2 separate regions of the Homo sapiens genome follow, and region 1 is linked to region 2. Evidence: chromatin loops called from intact Hi-C (ENCODE). Cell type or tissue: ascending aorta. All regions are shown on one strand. Links, peaks and the distances in the headings refer to the core of each region. The heading gives the core; the rest is flanking DNA.

Evidence for each region. Hi-C counts contacts between places; a loop is a spot of excess contacts. Peaks named below come from ENCODE experiments on the same cell type or tissue, not always from the same donor. Only the 100,000 strongest peaks of a DNase experiment are listed, where the experiment ranks them.
Region 1: a loop joins it to region 2, with 4 times the contacts of the local background. A loop is called at or near these places in 1 of 110 quality-filtered maps.

Annotation. Positions count from the first base shown.
Region 1 is chr13:101,522,557-101,525,478 of GRCh38, forward strand. All of the region lies in intron 2 of ITGBL1 (integrin subunit beta like 1), which reads left to right. Among named protein-coding and RNA genes, the nearest start is that of ITGBL1, 71 kb to the left of the region's middle. In ascending aorta, for the core only: no CTCF peak of the experiment used is centred there; a DNase peak (open chromatin) is centred at 1,355; H3K27ac peaks cover 2,409 bases.
Region 2 is chr13:102,590,844-102,593,765 of GRCh38, forward strand. LOC107984588 (a long non-coding RNA gene) reads right to left here. Exons shown (of 2, transcript XR_001749984.3): 2 at 2,494-2,922. Among named protein-coding and RNA genes, the nearest start is that of TPP2, 4.7 kb to the right of the region's middle. RefSeq lists enhancers at 1,056-1,605, 1,146-1,365, 1,396-1,725, 1,606-2,153 and a silencer at 1,195-1,370. In ascending aorta, for the core only: a CTCF peak has its summit at 1,233; DNase peaks (open chromatin) are centred at 1,328 and 1,588; H3K4me3 peaks cover 979 bases; H3K27ac peaks cover 1,193 bases.

The sequences.
Region 1 (2,922 bases), core at 194-2,693, 1.1 Mb before region 2:
ATTAGGAGAAGGGAGACTTATCAAGTAGATTTTAGAGTACTCTAAGAAAAATTCGATGTGGCTATTATGTGGGACATTGACAGAAGTTTCCTCAGTCAGTACATATTTACTGAGTGTCTACAATGTGCCTGTATCTACTGTAACACATTTATACAGTTCTAGGTGCCAGGAACAAGTCAGGGCTCTTTGTTATTTGCCTTTGATAAAAATGATGACAAGTCAGATTTGAGGAGCTTTAAACCCAGACACAAGAAGACATTGTTTTGATCCAGGCAGACAAGTGACAAAGAGCAAGCGCAGAGAGTAGGAATGGAATAAAGTCTTGGAGTTAGGACAATGAAGCAATATCTACAAAGGACAAGCCGTTGGTTACATCGCTGCAGGCAAAATAATGCCAAATGGACAGACATCTCAAAATGCATTCCTCTCTCGTCCAAAGATTTCACCTCAGATCGCTCAGAGATGTTTTTTCTTTTATGCAAGTTAAAAATGCAGACAAATGGAAATAATGCTGCTTTATGAAAATTCAATCTTTAGCTACCTTTATTAGCACATATCTGTTCTATGAAACAAATGTTATTTGTCCATCCTAGCTCCATTTGTCCTTGAAATAAATATTTGGCCCTAGCTCCTGGATTTCTTAGGAAATTCAATTTATTGCTGGACATGTTTCAGTAATCTGTGAATGACCCCAAATTACCTGTTCATAAGAGAAGGCCAGGCCTGGATGACAAACACAGAAGGCTTTTCATTTTTCCCATGACTTCCTTTTTTGGCAAACCATCCTCTTTGTGAGAGTCCGCCTCCAAGTTGGATTAGAAGATGTCCTGGAGCGTGCAGTTCACCACCCACTATATTGTAAGCTGAAAGTGTTTTTGCTAACTGAATGTCAAATTAATGCGGTTTTGCTATCTACATGGCATGTTTTGACAAAAATACTGTGTACCTTTATTGACAGTGAACCTTCTGCTCCGGAGTAATGCTAATCCAGGACTGCTGGTTTTTCATGTTAAAACCCATAAACTTGTTATTAGAGCAGATGACTTCCAAAACGTCAAAACTAAAGATGTTGCTTATTCACTAGAGGAGTTTATGTTGTTCACATTTAAGATGATTTATTTTTATTCACTTGACAACACTTCGAACTTCAAATGGATGCACACAAGCCAATTCTTGGAGGGGTTGTGACTGCAGAAAAAAAATTAAATCTTGTGCTCATGTGTTGCTCCATCATAGTAATCCTCAGTTTTGTCCCAGAAGTAGCATGTGTCACTTCCAGTGATTCAGGACCAGCTGGTAGAAAGGACGGACATTTCATGCTGCCATGAGCAACTGCTGTGTGGTCCAGGATGACTTTTCCAAAAGCTTCACTCACTGCTCCTCAGACCACGTCTGTTTTTGTAGAGGCAAAATGAGATGGCTGAGAGAATTGTGGACTCTGGCCAAATGAGTAGTCATTCCCTGGCTGTAAGTGGGTGAAAGAGAGGTGACAGAACCATTTTTACTGCAGTGCAGTGTGATTAATCTGTGTCTTCTTAATGAGATTAAGGGGAAAAACAAACTTTTTTTTTAATTTTTTTTTTTTTTTAACTAGCTCTCCTCTATACTGCAAGTTAAACAACTTATTCTGGCAGAAGGTTGAAAGAAGGGAACAATTGCTCCTTTGCTAGAAATTCTCTTCATTAGGAGCATAGCCTTTCAAAAAACAATGCCACTCATGATATGCTTCAGATTCTATATAATCATCTCATGTTGCACTTCTCCTAATTTATTTTATAAAAGAAGTTCTTTTTTGGTGAGAGATAGATTGTAAAACTCAATGTATTCTTATTCTTTTTTTTTTTTGCAATTATTCCTGAATACAAAACTTAAAAAATGACACCAGGGCTTTATGTCTAGAGTAGACTGTGAAAAAAATGAATACACATTTATTTGGGAAAGATATTGGTGGTCATTATGCCAATTGACATATAGTTGTCATCACTGATGTAATTTTGCATTTGTTTGTGTAATTATTTAATTAACATCTGTTTCTCCTACTGTAGTATCAGGTTCTTTTTTAGTGAGAGATAGATTGTAAAACTCAATGTATTCTTATTCTTTTTTTTTTTTTGCAAATATTCCTGAATACCAAAATTAAAAAATGACACTAGGGCTTTATATCTAGGGTAGACTATGAAAAAAATGAATACACATTTATTTGGGAAAGATATTGGTGGTCATTACGCCAACTGACGTATAGCTGTCATCACTGATGTAATTTTGCATTTGTTTGTGTAATTATTTAATTAACATCTGTTTCTCCTACTGTAGTATCAGGTATATGTAGAGGTAATCACAGATGCATCGGCTCAACACTGCTTTTGGAGGGCTGCACACAACCTTGGCACATGGTTGGCACTCCATTTGTATGTTTGTTGGTGAAAGGATGAATGAATACCTATAATTGAAATTTTATGCAATTTATTTTTTATTTTTGTAGTGCTTGTCCAAGCTTTTTTGAGCACCTCTAGCTATAGAGAAAAAGTTTTCTTCATAAGGGTGCTCAATGTGTTTTCAGAAGTTTTGGATATTACAAAGTTTTTTCTTTTATTGAACTGATATATGTTCATATATAGACTTTACCATTTAAAAATAAAATAATTGTATAGAAAAATGACTGATATTAAGGGACAACCTTCTTTATGTAATTTATGTCCTGATTAATGGACTTTTCTTGTTTGGGATTCATTCCTTTTCATTCAAGCATTGTTCACAAAACTGGATTAGTTGTTAATTACAAATGGCCTAAACTATTTTAAGAAAGAATTTTATTATGGAAAAATAAGAGTACTATAAAAAAAGTTAGTTGGGGTCACCTTGTCTATTGCAACTAAAATAGAATTGACTCAGAGCTACATTTTCATCACCTCCTTTTCTTGG
Region 2 (2,922 bases), core at 283-2,782:
CTGTGTTTTTCATCCTTTTATTTTTCCAGGTATTTTTTAGTATTTTCTTGCAATTTATAATTCTTTTTGGCTAAATGACAGTAACTATGAAACTCATTCTTAATTACGAAACCGAGTTTCTTAATTAAGAAACTGAGTTCCTAATTTTGTTTTGCTTTTGTATTTTTCAGTTCTAAAATTTCTTTTTGGCTCTTTCTAAATTGGCTTTGTCTTTTTTAAGTTTCTGATTTTCTGCCCAAATGCTCAACTATATCTTTATCTTCCTGAATGGAGTAAATATAGGTATTTTAAAGTATTTTGCTTCTGCCAGGCAGAACTAGCTGAGTGGGTTTCAGCCTTGGCTACCCATTAGAATAATCTGGGTAGATATAAAATATCTCAATGCCCAGGCGAAAATCCAGACCAATTAAATCAGAATATCTGGAATTCTGGGAATCTGTGGGCTCAAGTAGCGATATTTTTAAGGTTCTCCAGATGATTCCAATGAACATATACCATTGAGAATAATCACCTTGATCCAAGTTCAGGACTTAATATTATCTATAATGTGATATCCCTCTGGGGCCAGTCTAAGTTTACTTTCAATTTATTCCTATTTGTTGGGTGTGGACTTTGCAGCCTCAACCCAAAATATAGGTTTTCCATGCTGTTCCCACTCTTGGCAGGCTCTGGCCTCCACTCTTGTACCCATAGCCCTGGGAGGCTGTAAAAAAAAATTCTGTCTCTCAGCTACCTCTTTACGCACTGGCAAATGCCCTGAAAGGCAAAGCTGTCTCAAATGTTAGGCTTAAGTCTCTGAATTTATGTCTTTTACGCGAACTCTTCACCACCCTGTTAGCTCTCTGATCCTTCAGGAAGGTATCTTTCAAGCAGATATTTTTCATACATTGTCCAGTTCTCACTTTCACCAGAAGGCCTGGTCCAAACTGCTTAGTTTACCATTTTATTACTGGAGGCTCAAGTACCTGGAACTTGATGTTGTGTAGTTTACTTTGGTTTGGAGGTATGTTAGCAAAGTGGATATTTGTCACGATTTCCTGGCATCATTGGAAAGCTTTCCTATGTTTATGGAATTTCCCACATTTTCAGTCCTGCTCTCCAGGTAAGAAATCAGAACTACTTGATCAGGCTTCCATACAGCCAGGCACGGCCTTGTAACTTAAACTTTGCTGATCAGGTCGCCCTGGCTTTTGGACTCAGTTATCTTTGGTAGAAACGGTAACGACGGCTTTTGCCTTTGGGGGGCAGCAGTGGCGAACCTTCATGCATCCGAACCTGTTTCTTTGGTGTGAGCTATTTTAGTTTCGGGTCCTCGGGGTGGGGGCGGACGTGTTGTGAGGAGCAGGGATACGTGTTAGTGCCTGCGCGAGGTCAGGTAGTCAAGGGTCCACAAAAAGCTGAGAGAGGCATCAGGCCGCGATGCAAGTCTGACGCCGAGTAAATAGGAGAGGCAGAGAGGCTGGGTGGAAGCGCCCTGGACCACCACGCAGTCCAACTTGGCAAAGCCGGCCGGGGAGTCCTGGAGCCTGAGACAGCAGTCCGCGAAATTGCCCGCCTCCCGAAACAGATCTGCTCCAGCATCCCTTCGCTTCCATCACGGGCTGGGAGCCGCCCACGGGAGGTGCGGCCTCGCTGCAAGGCAGAGGAAGATTTCAAAGCCCAGCGGCTGGCACATGTAGGATGCTTATGCAATCTCTAGAGTCTTGGAAAATTAAATTTTAAAATATTCTCTAAACGATAGGCTGCAGCAATAGTTGCAAGGAAGGCGATTCATAGAAAGCTATTGCCTTCCACAGCACCTGTGCCTTGGATTGCAGCCTCAAATGGGGCAGGTGACAGGAAAAACATCTGACTCAGCACTTCCTGCTTTGAACAATGCTGGGTGAGAGAAGTTGCTGTGCGTCCAGCCTATTATTAATACTTTACCCTCCATAAGATGACCAACGCCTAGGCCTACTGACCTTGTTTTTGCCTCTCCTCCTCCTCCTCATTTTTTTTTGTTTTATTATTATATATTATTACAGATTATCCATGTTTCTCTACTTATACTCTCTACTTGTTTCCAATATCCAATGAACTGTCACACAAACTGTCTTAGCATTAAAAATTCCCCCCAGTGATAATGTCATTAAATCAAAGGAGGAAAAAATGTAAGCACTTATAATATGTACAACATTTGGCTTGAAGACAAACAGTAAATGACTGTATTGAGTTAAAGTGATTTCAGGGGTTATATAAAATAGTGGGTTTCAAACTGGTACATGGATAGTTTCGATGAAATCAATTTCCAGATGCCTGAAGTCAACCACTTTTTTCTAAGCTTATCTGCCTGGCAGCGTGCCTGTGGCGGAAAGACATGATTCTCTTTTGCACCTATTTCAGTGCTGGGTCTCCCACCTTTTAGGGAAAAGGAACACATCCCGAATCTTACTATTATGCACCACCTGCAGGTGTAATAGCCTCTGGGGCATCAAATAACGGGACAATTTGAAATACTATCACTAAAACTTTATTTAATATCAAAGTTCAATAACCAATCCTATCCATCTTTTTTTAAAATCAAGAACAATTTTTGTTAAGACCACAATTAGCAAAAAAAAGTTACAGCATTTTTGAAACATTCCACAATCTATTATGAGGAACAAGGGCTAGGGAACAAACACCAAAGCATAACAGCATATGCTCTGCTGTGTGTTATGTTAAACCACTTTTCATTTGTCTCATTAAATCCATCTTTTCTACAATTTAAGCAAAGGTTATAGAGCAAAAGATGACATTTGTCATATGAGTGATTCTTAAAATGGGAGCTTCAACGTACGTCTGAATTTTGTTCACATTACTTTCTGGGCATATTATGTAATACTTATATATCCTGGTTTCGCTTCTTAAGAATTGATGATTCAATTTTACAAGAGACACAGA